2 separate regions of the Homo sapiens genome follow, and region 1 is linked to region 2. The links are chromatin loops, found by intact Hi-C in ENCODE. Cell type or tissue: A673. All regions are shown on one strand. Each heading gives the region's core, and the rest is flanking DNA. Links, peaks and the distances in the headings are about the cores only. Region 1 overlaps LINC01266 (long intergenic non-protein coding RNA 1266). Region 2 holds the start of LOC107986058 (a long non-coding RNA gene).

The links. A loop is a pair of places that touch in the nucleus more often than their neighbours do. Peaks named below come from ENCODE experiments on the same cell type or tissue, not always from the same donor. Only the 100,000 strongest peaks of a DNase experiment are listed, where the experiment ranks them.
Region 1: it touches region 2 in a loop (2.3-fold over the local background); 9 of 110 quality-filtered maps call a loop at or near these places.

What each region holds. Positions count from the first base shown.
Region 1 is chr3:627,013-636,083 of GRCh38, reverse strand. The region is part of intron 1 of LINC01266 (long intergenic non-protein coding RNA 1266); the gene reads right to left. Among named protein-coding and RNA genes, the nearest start is that of LINC01266, 39 kb to the right of the region's middle. In A673, for the core only: a CTCF peak has its summit at 3,321 (motif pointing left); a DNase peak (open chromatin) is centred at 3,303.
Region 2 is chr3:849,833-858,903 of GRCh38, reverse strand. It overlaps LOC107986058 (a long non-coding RNA gene), which reads right to left and starts at 3,762. Exons shown (of 3, transcript XR_001740584.1): 1 at 1,631-3,762; 2 at 1-1,159. RefSeq lists a silencer at 7,544-7,593. In A673, for the core only: no CTCF peak of the experiment used is centred there; no DNase peak of the experiment used is centred there.

The sequences.
Region 1 (9,071 bases), core at 266-8,265, 220 kb after region 2:
ACTCCCAGTTTTCTTATCACCATCTTTTTGCAGCAACAAATTGTTTTTTCTTCAAAATATAGGGCCAAACCACCAGTTTATCTTAAGAATAAATTACACATCTTACTTAGGTCTCAAAAGAACCCTATTCTATATTTTGAGTGTCACAATGAGTTCAGCCATTAATCCAGTTAACATGATTCCTGTACTAAACTTTGATGCCATCCAAATTTGTCCACCTCCATTATTGTTCCCTCAGTCAGCATATTCATATCTCTGCCTCAAATAGCTATCACCACCTTGAACCCTTTATTCCCCTCTTACTCACCTATTCCTCCTCCACACAACATCTGGAGTGAGTGATCTTCACAAAGAACAAAGGTGTTTTGCTTAAATCCTTTAATGTGTCCTTCACACCTTGCAGGATAAAGCCTAAACTTTTCACAGCAAAAGAAGGCCCTTTATGATGAGCCCCTGCCTACCTTTCCAGCCTCCTCTCTCCCCAGTCTCTTTCCACTGTCTTAACTCAAACCTTAGAAAGCTACTCAGGATTCCTGGTGAGCTCATCACTCTCTTATCTCTGGGTCTTTGCAGACTGAAATGCTTGGAACTTCCCCCCTTGCCCAGTTAATGCTTATTCTGTCTTTGACTTATAAGTCACCTTTTCCTGGGATCATGTCTTACAAACACTTCAAAAAAATAGGTTGGAGGACTCTCTTATATACTCCTACAGCTACCTATACTTAACTGTAGCATAACATGTTTCACAGGTGGTAGTTTTTTCTGATTTCTTGTCTTCTTTATTAGATGCAATGTTCCTGGAGTTCATATGTCTTGTTGACTTTGATATTCCTTCTACCAAGCAAAGTGTTTTAGTAAATAGCAGATAGTTTGTATATGTGCATATGTGTGTAAAAAATTACACATACTATATATACACACACGTATAGAGCATATATAGTTTATATTTATATGAATATTATATAAATATTTTATATGTGTATATATGCATATATACTATATACATATATACTCATATGTGTATTTATGTATATATTATATACAGTTTATATATACATATATATATTATATATGTATAATTATATAGTTTATATGTGTATATATGATTATATATAACATATTAATTATATATAAATAATATACCTAAAAGAAGCGTTATAGTTTGAAGATGGGTTGTCTCCATCAAATCTCATGTTGAAATTTGATCCCAATGTTGGAGGTGGAGCCCAATGGGAGGTGTCTGGATCATGGATGAGTTCCTCATGAAGAGATTAATGCTGTTCCTATAGGGTGGGTGAGCTCTTACTCTGTTAGTTCCCATGAGAGCTGGTTGTTAAAAAGAGCCTGGCACCTCCCTCCCCTCTCTCTTGCTCCCTCTCTGGCCATGTAATCTCTGCACCTGCCAACTCCCCTTCACTTTCTGCCATGAGTGGAAGCAAACTGAGACCCTCACCAGAAGCTGAGCAGAATGCTAGTGCCATGCTTCTTGTTCAGCCTGCAGAATTGGAAGCCAAATTTTCTTTGTAAACTACCAAGCCTCAGGTATTTCCTTATAGTAACAATAAATGGGCTATGACAATAAGTGAATAAAATTATTAGAAAAAGGGTTTATTTTGCCTCTAATAATATTTCTGCATACATCACTTTACCCAATACCATAATAAAGATAATAAAACTTATGTGTTCAAAATGTGCATTAAAATAAATACTTTCCTTTATCTTCTACATCTACATATTCAACTCTCAGGTGAGAAGGACAGAGTTTATTTCATTTCTACTTTTGCAGCATCTTAAACAATTATAATGACTTTGGATGATGATGATGGTTGTGGCAGTGGGGGTGGTGATGAAGACAGCTGTGTGCTAACGATCAAACATTGAGTTTAGTATTTTCAGAGAATTGAATTGCACTTCCTTTGTTTTATAAGCCCTGGATGACTTAGAGGAGTTCATCATATCTGCAGACCAACCCCTGTGCAGTTATGGGTTCCTTTATTTTATATGCCTGTGCTCAGAAAGACAAAACATCCCCAATGTGACTTCAGCTCAAGCCTTTTTGTTTTTTTCTTGAAAAATTCACTGTTTTTCTTAGAGGTACACAAAGAGCCCTTTCCTCCAAGAACACATCCTGATTAGGATGTTTTCAAATTATAGGAACAAACTACATTCTGATTTCTAACACCTCCTGAACATTTTACAATTTACATTAATTAGAGAAACTAGGTGGTGTTCTAACAGGTACATTAATCTGACTCTTCCTTGGAGTGAATCAAGTAATTAAGATTAAGGTTATTGTCAAAATAGGGAAGGAAGTCTTCCCTATGCCGAATTACATCTCTGTTTGTGATTAACCTTCTTCCCAACAGGTTTTTATAAAACAAAGAAAATGGGTCTCTGAATAAGAGTGTTTTTCCATCCTCTACTGATTTGGAGCCTCTGTTGGGACAAGTATTATACAGTGTTATCTGCTGTTCAGAGTTGGAAAGAAAAAAAGTGACAATCCTATTAACAAGAAAGGGTAACTCAAAGCTTCTTCTATTGGGAAGTTCATATTAAGCAATTCCAGGCATGCAATCATTTTTAAATTAATTCACAAAGGCGGCCCAAGTGTATTATACTTGCTATTATAGTCTTTCTGTGTCTATTACTGAATATACTTGACCACCACCTTTTGCTTCTTTCTTTTACCAGAAAGGAAATTCAATGCAACTTTAATGTCAACTAAAACTTTAAAATTTCCCCTAAATTTTAAACACCAGTTGTTGAAAACTAGAACAATCATCTACACTTTAACCAGTGCCATATCAGAGGCAGATGGACACATTGGTTAAGATTTCAGGCTTTGGAGTAGATCATTGGATTACACTACAAGCTCTGTTATTAACCAATTGTGTGATGTTGATTAATCTCTTAGGGTGTTTATTTCCTCTTCTAGGAAAAGAATGACAATAATAAATACTACTTACTTGATAGGCCGCTTGCAAGAAATGAGATGGTGAACATGAAATAATGTTGTATGTTTTGAGATTTAAAAAAATGCGTTAATGAACACAGTTGTCTCACAAAACGTAATTTTATCATTGTTGTTTGATAACATTTGTCTCCTTTATGTGTGTGTAGAGAGTGGTCTCGCTCACTAAATAGATAGACCCAATCCTATGATTAGAAACACTATATTATTTCTGAAATCTTTAAAGAAGTTTCATGCCACCCTTCTGGAAATGCGTATCTAGTGTTACACTTTCTCACATCAATAAATCCTGGATTGACTGAGTGACATGTGAAGAAAGGAAGTCCTTAAGCGCCACCTGGTGGTACATTCTTGATTTGGCTTCTATCTCGGCTACCAACGCTTTCACAAATCCCACAGGATCATGTGGAATGAAGTCTTGGCCTATTAAGTTAATTAAGCACTACTCGGCACCATGGTGTGTATGACCCAATCTAAGAATTTTCATGATCCAAAAATGAGACTAAATTTGGAGTAACGTCTCTCCTTTAACTGTGAATTGAGTCACGGCCAAACTCATTAGAATGATTTTAGATTATGTGATTTCTGGGTTAGGTACTCCAAAATTAACTTACAAATTGGATGTTCACAAAATCTAAAACACTTATCCACCGATAATTAAAATTTAAATAAAATTTTTGCATTAATGCCAGCCAACACTCTCTCCGCCAAACTATGGATTGGACTTTCTCACCAGCATTTGTCCTAAACCGAAGCACAGCACGTTATGAGGCCATTAACATTGTTATTTTCCCCACTTACTTTTTTTTCCCATGGCTTTCAAGATTCTGCATATGCAATAGTTCTTTCCTAGTACTGCAAGCCAGCTGTGACATAGTGACAAGATGCAGCCAAGTGGATCGATAATAATAATAATCCAGCTACCATGTCGGCAGGAGCCATAAGTTTCACTGACTTTAGTGGGTAATTTGTGTACTTTGGGCAATGTGGCCACATATGTTTGGGACTAGCAGGGAAAAGATGTCAGTATGTCAATTAATGCAGGTGGTGGCAGCCAATTAGTGGAATTAGAATAACCTAGTTCAGAGATTCGTATTTCCAAACTCTCAAATGTTTTACTAGCACTGCCTTTGGATGTGCTATCCTTTGAGTAGGAAGTTCTCACCATAAATAGATAGCTCTCCTGTGGCCCAATTAAGTCACCTCCTTAACCTTTATTTTTTTAAATAAGTGGGTTGATTTTAATTATAGCCTTTTAGCACCTACATAGGAACCTGGTTTGTTATCTTACTTAGAAAATTTATGAGTGTGTAAGAATGTGGTTTCACTAAGGTAAGTCTCATTTGGAAACTGTCCAGAGAAACTGATTATGTCAACTAGCATTATGGCTCATAATCTCTCCCATCCATTCCTTCTCTCCATTCCCAAGGCTACTACCTTGGTTTAGACTCTCATTATTTCTTCGAGCTAGCTCAAGCATCCCTTAGCTAGTCTCGCAAATATCTATCTACTAACATCTCTCACGTTGTGTGGCCAGGACAAACTTCTTGAAACAAACTTCATGTGCTGTCATTTCCCCACTCAAAATTTTTATATACACACACATAAATGTATATGTACATATATATGCATATATTTGTGTACACATTTCTTCATTATTTGAAATATTTCATTTCAAATATTTTTATTAGAATAAGTTGACCTTTTCTCATCAATATTTTTCTACTATTGATAGGGTACAAATATGAAAACACATACATATACATAAATGCATAATATTTAAAAAAATTAAATCCTTGTTCTGATATTCAAGGTCTACTATTGCTTGGTCCTTTCTATCTTTCCAGCTTTGCTGTTACCACAGTATTCCCTTCATACTCTCAAATTCTCTTAATCATTGTTTCTAGACTGTAACATATTAAGAGAAAACATTTAGGCTTTGAAACAAGCAGACCTGGATTTAAACATTTCACCAACTATTACAATGAACTATTTTAAGAAAACCATTCACTGTCTCTGAACTTTTGTCTCCTCATCACTAAATAAGAATAACAATACATTTTTCATAGGGTGGTTTTGAAGACTGAATGAAATAGTGTATTTAGAATAGGCTCATAGTATTCATGTCAGTTATTTCTCTCACCCCCTTTATACCTAGTAGTATTTTAACTACACAACTTTAAGGACATGTAACATTTTCTATACAGTAGTAAAGTTTGCATAAAGTAAATATTTCACAACTTCCAGGTCAGAAATGGTGAAAAAATTGGCACACTTATCGCCACCTGCCTTTCCATGCTCACAGTAGGAATCCTTCCTCAAAGCTTAATAAACATCAAACCGCACCCCCCGCCCCAACCCTTTTTTCTTTTTTCGAGACAGGGTCTCACTCTGATTGCTCAGACTAAAGTGCAGTGGCGCTATTTTGGCTCACTGCATCCTGGCCCTCCCTAGGCTCAGATGATTCTCCCACCTCAGCCTCCTGAGTAGCTGGGAGCACAGGTGCACACCACCACGCCTGGCTAATTTTTGTATTTTTAGTAGATACAGGTTTTTGTAATGTTGCCCAGGCTGGTTTTGAACTCCTGGACTCAAGCAATCATCTGCCTCGGCCTCCCAAAGTACTGGCATTACAGGCTTGAGCCACTGTGCGAGCCAAACAATTTTAGTAAGCTCAGGATTCTTTAACTCTTTTCTTTTTTAAAAACAAAATGGGGGAACGTAGACACAAACTAGATATCACTAGATGATACCAGAATCAGAGCTAAACCAGTGCATGTCCATCCTTGCAGTTAAAGGCACCCTCAAAGACACCTACCACACTTTACTGATGCTTTGAGGCACATATGTTCCTAGATGCTCCAAGCACTACAATGAAGGATTTAAACAGCAGTAAAGTACATAAATCAGTAAAATTGAAATAGAGATGTGTGTTGATAAGGGAAGGGAGACAACTGAGAAAAAAATCACCTCAGCTTGATAAGTTATTTACCAGATCAGAAAATGTCCCTCTACACATAAAGATGTCCTTACCTTCAAATCTTACATTGATCCTTGAGACTGTGATCTATTTTGTGACCACTGAAAGCACCAGCATTATTAGAAGCAGTCAGAGGGTTTGAGTCTGGATGATGCCAAAAGATTATCCATATGGTCTCAGGAAAACATTCAGAACATAGGCCTAGTCTCCAAACTGGTAACCTAAAAGTGCACACATTATTTATAATGCTGCCACCCTCTGACAACAAACCCACTGTATTAATGGGGGAAATGGAGGCTCTTTAATAGACGCAACAGAGAAAATCCAACTAATGAAATGCTAATAACCTCTTTTGTGACTGGCCTGGGCCTTGGCAAAGGAAGTGGTTTTCGAATATGAGCTCACATTTAATCACTTTGTACTTATTAAAAAATGCAGGATTCCAAGATAATATCCCCAGGAAACCATAGATGTTTTTATATTTATATAAATGTGTATGTGCATATGTACATACACACACACACACACATATATATATTTGTGTTTGTTATGTATTTATACACACATACATCCATACCTGCCATGAGTTGAAGGTGTTCCCCAAAAAGCATGTTGGAAATTTAATAACCAATGCAACAACATTGGGAAGTGGGGCCTAACGAGAGGTGTTTTGGTCAGAAGAGCTCCATACTTATAAATGGAATAATACTGTTTATGAAAGACTTCAGCCTGCATGTCCTATCACTTGCTTTCTCATGCATGTGCATTTTTGTCCTTCCACCATGGGAAGCAGCAAGAAGACTGTCACCACATGCAGGATCTTTGACATTGGACTTCCCAGCCTCCAGAACCTTAAGATCTGTTCTTTATAAATTACTCCATCTCAGGTATTCTGCTATGCAACCCCAAACAGATTAAGATAAATAAATGGTACTGGGAAGTGGGACTGTTGCTATAACAAATACCAGAAGATGTGAGAAGGGCTTTGAAACAGGGTAAAGAGTAGAGACTGGAAGAATTTGGAAGAGCAGGCTATAAAAGCCTAGCTTACTATACAGGGAGCATTAAGGGTGCATCTTCTGAGGGCTCAGAAGAAAAGAAGAGTTGTAAAAAGAACCTAAATCTTCTTACAGATTATTTAAGTGGTCATCATCAGAATACTGGGAGAAATACAGAAAGTAAAGATCATTTTGATGACATCTCAGGTGGAAATAACAAAGTATTGGAAACTGAAGTAGAGGCCATCCTTGTTATTCAGTCACCAAGAAGTTGGCAGAATCCTGTCCATGTCCTAGGACTTCATGAAGGTAGAATTTAAGAGCTATGAGCTAGCAGGTCTGGCAGAAGTAATATTTAAGCATCAAAGTACTCAAGATGCTGCATGGCTTCTATTAGCTGCTTACAGTAAAATAAGAGAAGGAGACAATAATGTAATGATGGAATTTATCATTAAAAGGGAAACAGAATAGAAAGATTTAGAAAAATCTCAGCCTGGCCATGTAAAGAATTAAAAAGTGTGTTCAGCAGAGAATATTAAGTGTGTGGCCAAGTGACTCTTTGCTAATGAGATTAATATGGGTAGAAGCAAGCCAGGTTCTATTGATTAAGACAATAGAAGAACGACCTTAAAGGCATTTCACAGACCTTCAAGGCAAGATAGGACTTGCCTTGTTTTCAGAGCAAAGTTTTCAGAGAGGTGGCTACAGGACCTCAGGATTCACTGCCCTTTGCTTTAGGACTCTGCTCTCTGAATGCAGTGCCTCTTGGCCATCCTAGTCTTGGCTCAAGTGGACCCAAGTGAGGCTTGAGCCACCAAAGGTACAAGCTGTAAATCCTGGCAGCATCCTCATGGTACTAATTCTGCAGGTGCACAGCGGGCAGGAGCTCTGGGACCATGGCAACGTCTACTTAGATTTCAAAGCATGTTACAGACAGACTGGAGACCATGGCAAAGACTTGCCGCAGAGGCAAACCCACTGCAGAAAGTCCCCACTAGGGCAATGCCTAGTGGAGTCATGAGAGTGGAGTAGCCTCCAAGACCTCAGAACTGCTGAACCATCAATATGCTGCTCCAGCCTGGGAAAGCCACGGGTATAAGACTCCAACCCATGAGAGCTGCTAGGTGGAGTAAGCCTGCTAAAGTCATAGGGATGGGCTGCCTGATGCTTTGGAGGTCCAATCCTTGTCCCAGTGTGCTGAGAAGGCAAGACACGGAGTTAAAAAAGTTATTCTCCAGCTTTAAGATTTACTGTTTTCCCCCTATTGGGTTTTGGACTTACTTGGGACTAGTTACCCCTCTTTTCTTGCCTATTTGTCCATTTTGGAATGAGAATGTCTACTCTATGCCAGTTCCATCACTGTAATTTGGAAGTAGATAACTTGCTTTCGTTTCACAGGCTGATAGTTGGAGGGCATTTGCCTCAAAATGAATCATGCCTTGACTCTCACCACCATTCTCTTTAGAGGAGACTCTCGACTTTGGCCTTATGAGTTGGTGCTGGAACAAACTAAAACTTTGGGGGTATTGAAATGAAAGTAATGCATTTTGCTTGTGAGAATGACATGAATTTCGGGGACCAGGGTTGGAATGCTATGGTTTGAATGTGGTCCCTAAAAGCATATATTGGAAACTTAATCTCTAATGCAACAGTGTGGGGTAGTGGGGCCTAATGGGAGGTGATTGTGAAGGGGGCTCCATCTTTATGAATGGATTAATAATGCCAATTATAAAAGAGTTGGGGGCTGTGAGTTCAGTCTCTTGATCTTTTGAGCATGTACTCCTTTGCTTTCCTACTATGGGGTGATGTAGCAAAAAGTTCCTCACCAGAAGTGGGTCACTTGATTTTTGGACTCCCCAGCATCTAGAACTATAAGAAACAAATATCTGTTCTTTGTAGAAACCAAAAACCAAATACCACATGTTCTCACCTATAAGTGGGAGCTAAACATTGGGTACACATGAACATGAAGATGGGAACAATATATACTGGAGAGTACTAGATTGGGAAGGGACAGAGTGGGACAAGGGTTAAAAAACTACCCATTGGGTACTATGATCACTACCTGAGTGACAGGATCAATCATACTAACAGCAGCATCATGCAATATACTCATGGAACT
Region 2 (9,071 bases), core at 531-8,530:
TTGTTCGAGTTTGAGGGTCATGGAGCTTGGAGACCCAGGCAGGAGCTGGTGTTTTTCTAGTTTGAGGGTTGTGCAGCTGGAGACCCAGGGAGAAGCTGATGTTGCTCTTATTTGAGAGCTGTGGAGCTGGAGACCTGGAGAGGAGCTGATGGTGTTCTAGTTTGATGGTTGCAGAGCTGGAGACCCAGGGAGGAGCTGTTGTTTTTCTAGTTTGAGTTTCGTGCAGCTGAAGACCATTGGAGGAGCTGATGTTCTAGTTTGAGGGTTGTGCAGCTGGAGATACAGGGAGAAGGTGGTCTTGCAGTTTAAATGTGAGGGTCTTGGAGCTGGAATCCATGGGAGGAGCCAATGCTGCCACTGATGTCTTAGGTTGTGGAGCTGAAGACCCGCAGAGGAGCCAGTGTTGGTGTTCCAGTGTGAGGTTCGTGGATCTGGAGACCCACGGAGGAGCAGGTGTTGGTGTTCTAGTGTGAGGGTCATGGATCTGGAGATCCATGGGGGAGTGGTGTTCTTCTAGTTTGTGGGTTGTGGTGCTGGAGACCCAGGGAGGAGCTGATTCTTTTGTTGTTTAAGTCTGAAGGTCGTCAAGCTGGAGATCCGGGGAAGAGCTGGTGCTGCGATTCAAGTCTGAGGGTCCTGGAGCTTGAGACCCCAGGAGGAGATGGTGCTGCCACTAATGTCTTAGATTGTAAAGCTGGAGATCTGTGGAGGAGCTGGTGTTTCTGTTCTAGTGTAAGGTTTGTGGATCTGGAGTCCCAGGGGTGAGCAGTGTTGTTTTAGTTTGAGGGTCATGGAGTTAGAGACCCGGGGAGGAGCTGATGTTGTAGTTTGAGGGTCGTGCAGCTGGAGACCCAGGGAGGAGCTGGTGTGTTTCTAGTTGGAGGGTTGTGGAGCTGGAGATTCACAGATGAACTGGTGCTGCTGCTGTTTAAGTCTGAGGGTCATGGAGATGGAGATCCAGGGAAGAGTTGGTGCTGCGGTTCAAGTCTGAGGGTCCTGGAGCTGGAGCCCCTGGGATGAGTTTGTACTGCCACTGATGTCTTAGGTTTTGGAGCTGGAGACCTGCAGAGAAGCCGGGCTGGTGTTCTAGTTTGAGGTTCATGGAGCTGGAATCCTGGTCAGGAGCCAGTGATGCTTTTTAAGTCTGAAGTTCGTGGAGCTAAACATGGAGCAGATGTTGGGGAAGTAGAGAGAGAGAGAGAGAGAGAGAGAGAGAGAGAGAGTTTACAGGACACCACTTGAAACTGTACATGTAGCTGAATCCCAAGCAAGTTAAGCCTGGGAGCTTCTCAGTCCTCGTGATCAATGCATTCTTCTTTCTCTTACACAGTTTGGATTTGTTTTTTGTCTCATGAGACAGAAAGACCCTGATTAATACCCTCAGGAATTGAACAGCTTAAAAAAACTAAATGATATTGGTATAATAATAATAGAAATTAAACTATGATTATCCTGACTGAGACAAAATCACACACCACACACAATATATATCTTTTCATTCAGTTAGTAAAATAAAATATAAATTGAAAAATCGACCCATGTAAAGCTATAAAAAGTTATTTAATGGAGAAGCGATGGATGACATAGACTAATCTGAGAGTTACTATTAATGGAGAAACTTACAACTTACCATTTTTCCTGTGAAGTTTCGGTGCTGTTACTGATATTCTGTGAGTTCGGGCAGCTGAGTCCATTCGCACAGCCTGGTGACACAGCAGGTGTCACAGAAGGACCCTGTCCCAGCTGGTCCTGTTCCACTGCTATGATGAGGGCAGCCTCTGATCTCTGACTGTCTTGAGGGGAGACAAGGCCCTTGATCACAAGCGTATCCATGGTGAGGTTCCGTGGATGGAACCTCATGGATGTTCCTGATGTTCCTTCCTGAGGTTCATTTGCCATCTTGCTATTTAATGCATTTTGTTTATGATTGTCTTCTAAATGTTGAATAGAAATAAAGCATTTGTACAATATGGGTAAGGTATAAAGAATACAGACACATTGGACACAGAGGACCTCCACCAAGTTTAGGGAATAGAATCTGAAGAGACATAACTTTGGATGCTCCCCGGAGGCCCTGCCTGAGCCCTAGCCCCTTCCCTTCTCCTACAGAGGGAATCAATTCCTCTTTTAGTCTTTATTATTCCCATATTTTTCTTCATAGTACATTTCTTCCACCACTTATGTGTACATCCCTAAAAAATATGCCATTTAGTTTTGGAACTTTCCATTGTCTTTTTGAGACAGGGTCTTGCTCTGTTGCCTTGGCTGTAGTTTTGAACTTTGATGTGAGAAATTCTCCTGTGTGGCTGCTCCTACACTGCATGGCTCTGAGCATCTGCTCGATGTCTATTTTTGTCCTCCATTCTCTTCCTGAGACCCACCCACATTGACATGATTCATTTTTATTGCTGCATGATCTCCGGTCATATGAGAGGAGCATGGGAAATGTCTTCATTTCCCTGTTGATGAGTGTTTGGCCAGGTTGGGGCCTTTAGGACTCTGTTTTGTTAGGAATGTTCTTGGGTATTTCTTTTGTACAAAAGTGCAAGTTTCTTCTGGTCAATAGCTTCCAATGTTTAAAATTTCATCCCAGGTAAGAAATGTAATTTTTCTCATAACCCACAACACACACCCTTTCATATAGAAGCATAACAAAAATATATTTCACAACCGTTCTTAGCAGTGCCTGGTGTTCCTGCTACTCTCCATTCTCCCTAACTCTTGCATGGATTGGGTTGTGGGATTTTTGCCAGTCTGGTGGGTGTCACGTGACATCTCCCCCTGTTAGGCTGAGACCCTCTTCGTGTTTTTATTAGCTATTCCTTCACATTTCCTCTTTTGTGGAGGGCTTTGCCCAGTTTCTGTTGTTTGAATTTTTGCCTTTTTCTTTTATTATTACTATTATTATGTTTTTGTGGCAGTCTCACTCTGTCACCCAGGCTGGAGTGCAGTGGCGTGATCTCAGCTCACTGCAACCTCCACCTTCTGGGTTCAAGTGATTCTCTTGCCTCAGCCTCCCGAGTAGCTGGGATTAACAGCATACACCACAATAACTAGTTAATTTTTGTATTTTTACTAGACACAGCATTTCACCATGATGGTCAGGCTGTTCTCAAACTCCTGATCTCAGAATATTTTCACTGGATATAATGTTCTAGAATGAAAGTTTTTTTTCCTTCAATTCTTTAAATATGTCATGCCACTCTCTCTTGGCCTATAATGTTTCCACTGAAAAGTCTGCTGCAAGATATACTGGATCTCCTTACATGTTATTGGTTTCTTTTCTCTTTCTTCCTTCAGAATTCTTTCTTCATCCTTGACTCTTGGGAGTTTGATTATTAAGTGCCTTTGAGGTAGTCTCCTTTGGGTTAAATCTACTTGGTGTTCTATAACCTTCTTGCAGTTGAACATTGATATCATTCTCTAGGTTTGGAAAGTTCTCTCTTACTATCCCTTTGAATAGATTTTCTATGCTGATCTCTCTCTCTACCTCCTGTAATGCTTAGATTTGTTCTTTTGAGGCTATTTTCTAGATCTAGTAAGTGTGCTTCATTGTTTTTATTTTACTTTATTTCTTGATTTATAGTTTTTAATTCTTTTTTATTTTGTCTTTTCTGACTGTGTATTTTCAAATAGCCTGTCTTTAACCTCACTAATTCTTTCTTCTGCTTGATCAGTTCTGCTGGTAAGAGATCTGATGCATTCTTCAGTATGTCAATTACATTTTTCAGGTCGAGAATTTCTGCTTGATTTTAAAAAATTATTTCAATCTCTTTGTTAAATATATTTGATAGGATTCTGAATTCCTTCTCTGTGTTGTCTTGAGTTTCATTGAGCTTCCTCAAAGCAGCTATTTTGAATTTTTTCTCTGAAAGATCACATATTTCTGTCACTCTGAGATTGGACACTCATGCCTTATTTAATTTTGTGAGGTCATGTTTTCCTGGATGCTCTTGATGCTTGTGGCTATTGGTCAATGTCTGGCCATTAAAGAATTAGTTATTTATTATAATCTCCACAGTCTGTGCTTGTGTGTACCCATCTTTCTTTGTTTGTTTCTTTCTTCTAATACAGAATCTCACTCTGCCACTCAGGCTGGAGTGCAATGGCATGATCATGGCTCACTGCAGGCCTCAGCCTCCTGGGCTCAAGCGATCCTCTCACCTCAGCCTCCCAAGTAGCTGGGACTACAGGCACATGCCACCATGCCCAGCTGATTTTTGTATTTTTTGTAGACACAGGATCTCAGTATGTTGCCCAGGCTGGTTTTGATCTCATGGATTCAAGTGATCCTCCCTCCTCAGCTTCCCAAATTGTTGGAATTATAGCCATGAGCCACCACATCTGGTCTCCTTCTCCTTCTTCTTCCTCATGGAATTTCACTCTTGTTGCCCAGGTTGGAGTGCAATGACACAATCTCGGCTCACTGCAACCTCCACCTCCCAGGTTCAGGTGATTCTCCTGCCTCAGCCTCCTAAGTAGCTGGGATTACAGGCATGTGCCACCACGCCTGGCCAATTTTGTATTTTTAGTAGAGACGGGGTTTCTCCATGTTGGTCAGGCTGGTCTTGAACTCCCCACCTCAGGTGATCTGCCCACCTTGGCCTCCTAAAGTGCTGGGATTGCAGGCATGAGCCACCATGCCCAGCCTCCCATCCTCCTTGAGAAGGCTTTCCCAGTATTCAAAGGGAATTGAGGGTTGTGATCTAAGTATTTGGTCACTGCAGCCATATCTGCTTTAGAGGCATCTCAAGCCCAGTAACACTATGACTCTTGCAAACTCACAGATGTACCACCTTGGTGGTCTGCAGTAAGATCTGGCAGAATTCCCTGGATTATGAGGCAGAGGCTCTTGTTCTTTTCCTTCACTCTCCCCCAAACAAATGGAGTCTCTCTCTCTCTCCATGCTGTGCTGTCTGCATTTAGGGGAGGGGCGACATAAGCACTCCTGTGGCCACCAGCACTGGGACTGTAGCAGGATGAACTGCAGACAAAACCCCTCAGATACCAGATTAAAGAAGGAAGAGGCCTTATTCGGACTGGACTATTGGCCGACTTGCATTTCAAGAATGGAGCTCCCCGAAGAAAGGGTTCCTGGCCCTTTTAAGGGCTTACAACTCTAAGGGGTTCCACGTGAAAGGGTCATGATAGATTGAGATCTATAGGTAGCACATGTGGTTAGAGTTGGGGGTTAATCTTTTAACCTCAGGCCTGGTCATCGGTGCACTGGCTGGTCTTGCCACTGATTTCATTCCTGTTGTTTTTCAGCTTTTACTTCCTCTTTCTCTTCAGAGACAGGAGACAGTAAGATAAATGGCCTCTCTCCTCATTCCCCCACTTTGAGAACCTCACTCACTAGTGGGAGTTCTCACTTTCATAGTCACCACCCAGGTCTTCCTGTGAGACAGATCAATAGGGATTCATGTAATACACTTGTGCTGAGGTCTTTTGATGAACTAAGGTGGTAGAAATATGGGTAACATACAGGGGAGTAACATGCAGGCTCCTAACACTATTATTATTAAAAGGTCTGAAACACTGGTTTGGGAAAGAGCCTGTGGACCTTCCTTTGCACTTAAATATTTACTTGGGGATCCAGTCCAGTTCCATTGATTCCTAGGGTTACATACTCTCCTGTTTTCCAATGGTGATCAGGTAGTTCTAATGAGTTACAGTGACCACTAGTGCAGGAACAGTTACTCTTTCCTTTTTGAAGGAGGACAGGGTCCTTCTTATCTTTTTTCCAGGTAGCCTAAATGACACAGGACCAGTAACTATGTTCATCACTATACAGTCCTAATTCATTGCAAACATACTTATTTTCTACTATATAGCCACTTTCCCAATCTAGACAGCCGCATCTTATTCTATTTCCATACGGGTCACTGTTGATTGCCACACAGGCATCAAATTTTAAGATAATTTGTTTGGGAACTCCTTTCTCTTCTGTTTTAGATATTACTTTACTCTTATCAGCTTTTCCCCAGTTGCCAGTCCTCAATCTTATTTGGAAAACTGTAGTCATAGGGGGCTCAGATGGGTTATAGCACACATCAGGCTGGTCACTTCCTGGCATGCATACCTTGTACTGGGTGGCATTATACAAACAAGTCCCTTTTAGAGTTCCAGTACCTTCATAATAATTATAAAACAGAAAGACTGTTTTAACTTTTCGCCCTACCTCAGTAACTTGATGTCACTGGGAACAGTCCTCAGTCTGAGGAAGATCAGTTGAAGTACTTACTGTACAAGTCTAAAATTTAAGGAAAATGAGACCCACAATGAGTTTCCTTATGCTTCAGCCAGGCATGGACCAGCCAGCTTCTGGGTGTAACAGGAGCAGGGCTTATTGTCTTCTTCAGCATCACTTTGCAGGGGTTGTCCTGGCTTGGTCTTACCTCCCAGGTCTCAGGTGCTGTAGGTTTTATATGGCTGTGGTGGATCCAGGCTGGGATTCCCTCTACCTTTGTGGCTGTGGTCAAGATGACGGTCTGGGGTCCTTTCCACAATGGCTGCAAGGGGGTTACGTTCCAATCCTTGATCCACACCCGATCACCTAAGGAGAAAGGGTGAACTGGGGAGAATAAGCTGATGGGGCACCTCTCATTTACCCAGGCTGAAATTGTTTGTGTAATTTTCCTTAAAGCCTGTAGCTGTCACTGTAACTCAATTTCACCTAGCTCTTGAGGAGTGCCTGGGAATCCCCGTAGTATGGGAGGGAGCCTATGATATAATAGTTCATAAGGGGAATATCCTGTTCTTTTAGAAGGGGTACATCTAATCTTAAACAATACCATAGGGAAAGCTTGTACCCACTTTAATCCTGTTTCTTGACACACTTTCCCTAAATTACTTTTGATAGTCTGATTCATCTGCTCCACTTTTCCAGAACTCTGTGGTCGGTAAGTGGTATGTAGTTTCCATGTGATCCCCAATACCTTTGCTGTCTTCTGTACCAAGTCAGCCACAAATGCCAGCCTGTTGTCCGAGTCTATTTGTAAGGGCAGTCCAAACCTAGGGATGAGATCTCGGAGAATCACACAGGTTACTTCAAGAGTTTTCTCAGTTCGTGTTGGACAGACCTCCACACCACCACCACCACCACCCCCAGAGTATGTACACACTAGAACTAGCAAATACTTGTTACCTCCACATTTGGGCATCTTGGTGAAGTCTACTTGGAGATCTTCAAAGGGGTCTGCTCCACAGGCTTGTATGCTGGGCGGGACATTTGCATTTTGCCTACCTTTCTGCTGCCAGCAGGTGACACACTGATACACCACTGTTTTGGCAAGGGCTGCCGGATGTGAGTTGTAGAACTACCAGCCTAACAACTTTTCAAGTGACTCTTGGCCTAGGTGGGTGGTCTCATGAACAGCCAGTACGACTGCAGCTCCTAGCAGTTGTGGCATGGCTATTCTTCTATCTGATAACTGGATCCATCCCTCTTCTATCACCTGCCCTCCCTCTGCCTGGAGAAAGTCCTTCTCTTCTTTAGAATAAGTAGGTACAAGGTCAGGTGCCTGAAGGAGCAGGGGGTGCTGTGACTGATGCCCGGTAGGGGGTGGATGCTGCTTTTCAAGCCTCTGAGTCAGCTCGGGAGTTCCCCAAGGCAATCAAGGTGAAAGATTGTTGGTGTCCTCTGCAGTACATGACTGCCACCTTTTGGGGCTTTCACACTGCCTCTAATAATTGCAGAATCTCTTGCTGATACTTTGTGTCTTTTCCCCCAGAGTTCAACAGGCCTTTTTCTTTATACAATGCCCCATGCACTTGCAGGGTTAAGAAGGCATACCAAGAGTCAGTATAAATATTTACAGTCTTATCTTCACTTAGCTCTATGGCCCAAATTAAAGCAATGAGTTTGGCCTTCTGGGCTGAAGTACCCTGGGCAATGATTTGGCTTCAATGACAGTGCCCAGCATTACCACTGCATATCCTGCACATCTCTCTCCCTGTGGGTTGACGAAGCTGCTCCCGTTCATATACAGCTCCCAGTCTACTGATTTCCAAGAATGGTCTTGGAGGTCGGGCCTGCTAGAATAAACTGAGTCCAACAACTCTACACAGTTAGGTTCAACTGGGCTCTCTGATACCAGGAGTAAGGTGGTGGGGTTCAAGGTGTTGCAAACGTCAATGGTTATGTGGGGATTTTCATAGAGTAAGCTTTGGTACCTAGTTAGTCTAGCATTTGTTAGCCAATGATGTCCTTTGGTATTCATTAAAGTCACCACAGCATGTGGGGCCTCAAGAACAGCCAGTACGACTGTGGCTCCTAGCAGTTGTGGCATGGCTATTTTTTTATCTGATAACTGGATCCGTCCATTGGCAGTTGCAGCCAAGGCCCTCAAACATGGGGGCCAACCTTTAGAAACCCCATCTAGTTGTTTAGAGATGTAGGCCACCAGCATTGGCCAGAGCCACATGATCTGGGTCAAAACTCCAACCACCGTCTTCTCTCTCTCTGACACATATAGTGTAAATGGCTTTGTCAGGTCAGGCAGCCCCAGGGCGGGGGCTGACATGAGTTTCTCTTTTAACTCATGAAAAGCTCATTGCTTTTGGGACCCCCATTTGAAAGGTTCCTTGTCGCTCCCCTTTGTGACTCTGTACAGGGGCTTGGCCAGTACTGCAAAGTTTGGGATCCATAACCTGCAGAACCCCATGGCTCCTAAGAATTCTCTCACCTGCCTTCTGGTCTCGGGCTCCGGTAGGTTGCAAATGACCTGCTTTCTTTCTGATCCCAGGCTGTGCTCCCCCTATCAGATAGTAAATCCCAGGTAACTTACCTGCTGTCTGCAGATCTGAGCTTTCTTCTTGGGCACCTTATACCCACAGTCCTCCAGGTGCTGGAGTAGGGTATCCGTTCCCTTGGCACACCCGACTGCCGTGGGGTGTCCCAACAGGAGGTCATCGATGTACTCGAGCAGCAAGCAGCCTAGGTCTCTGGTGGGAAACTTCTGGAGGTCTCAAGCCAGCACCCCCCCAAAGATGGTGGGGGAGTTCTTGAACCCTTGGGGAAGCTGGGTCCAAGGTACTGAGTGGTGACACCTGACTCCGGATCCTCCCAC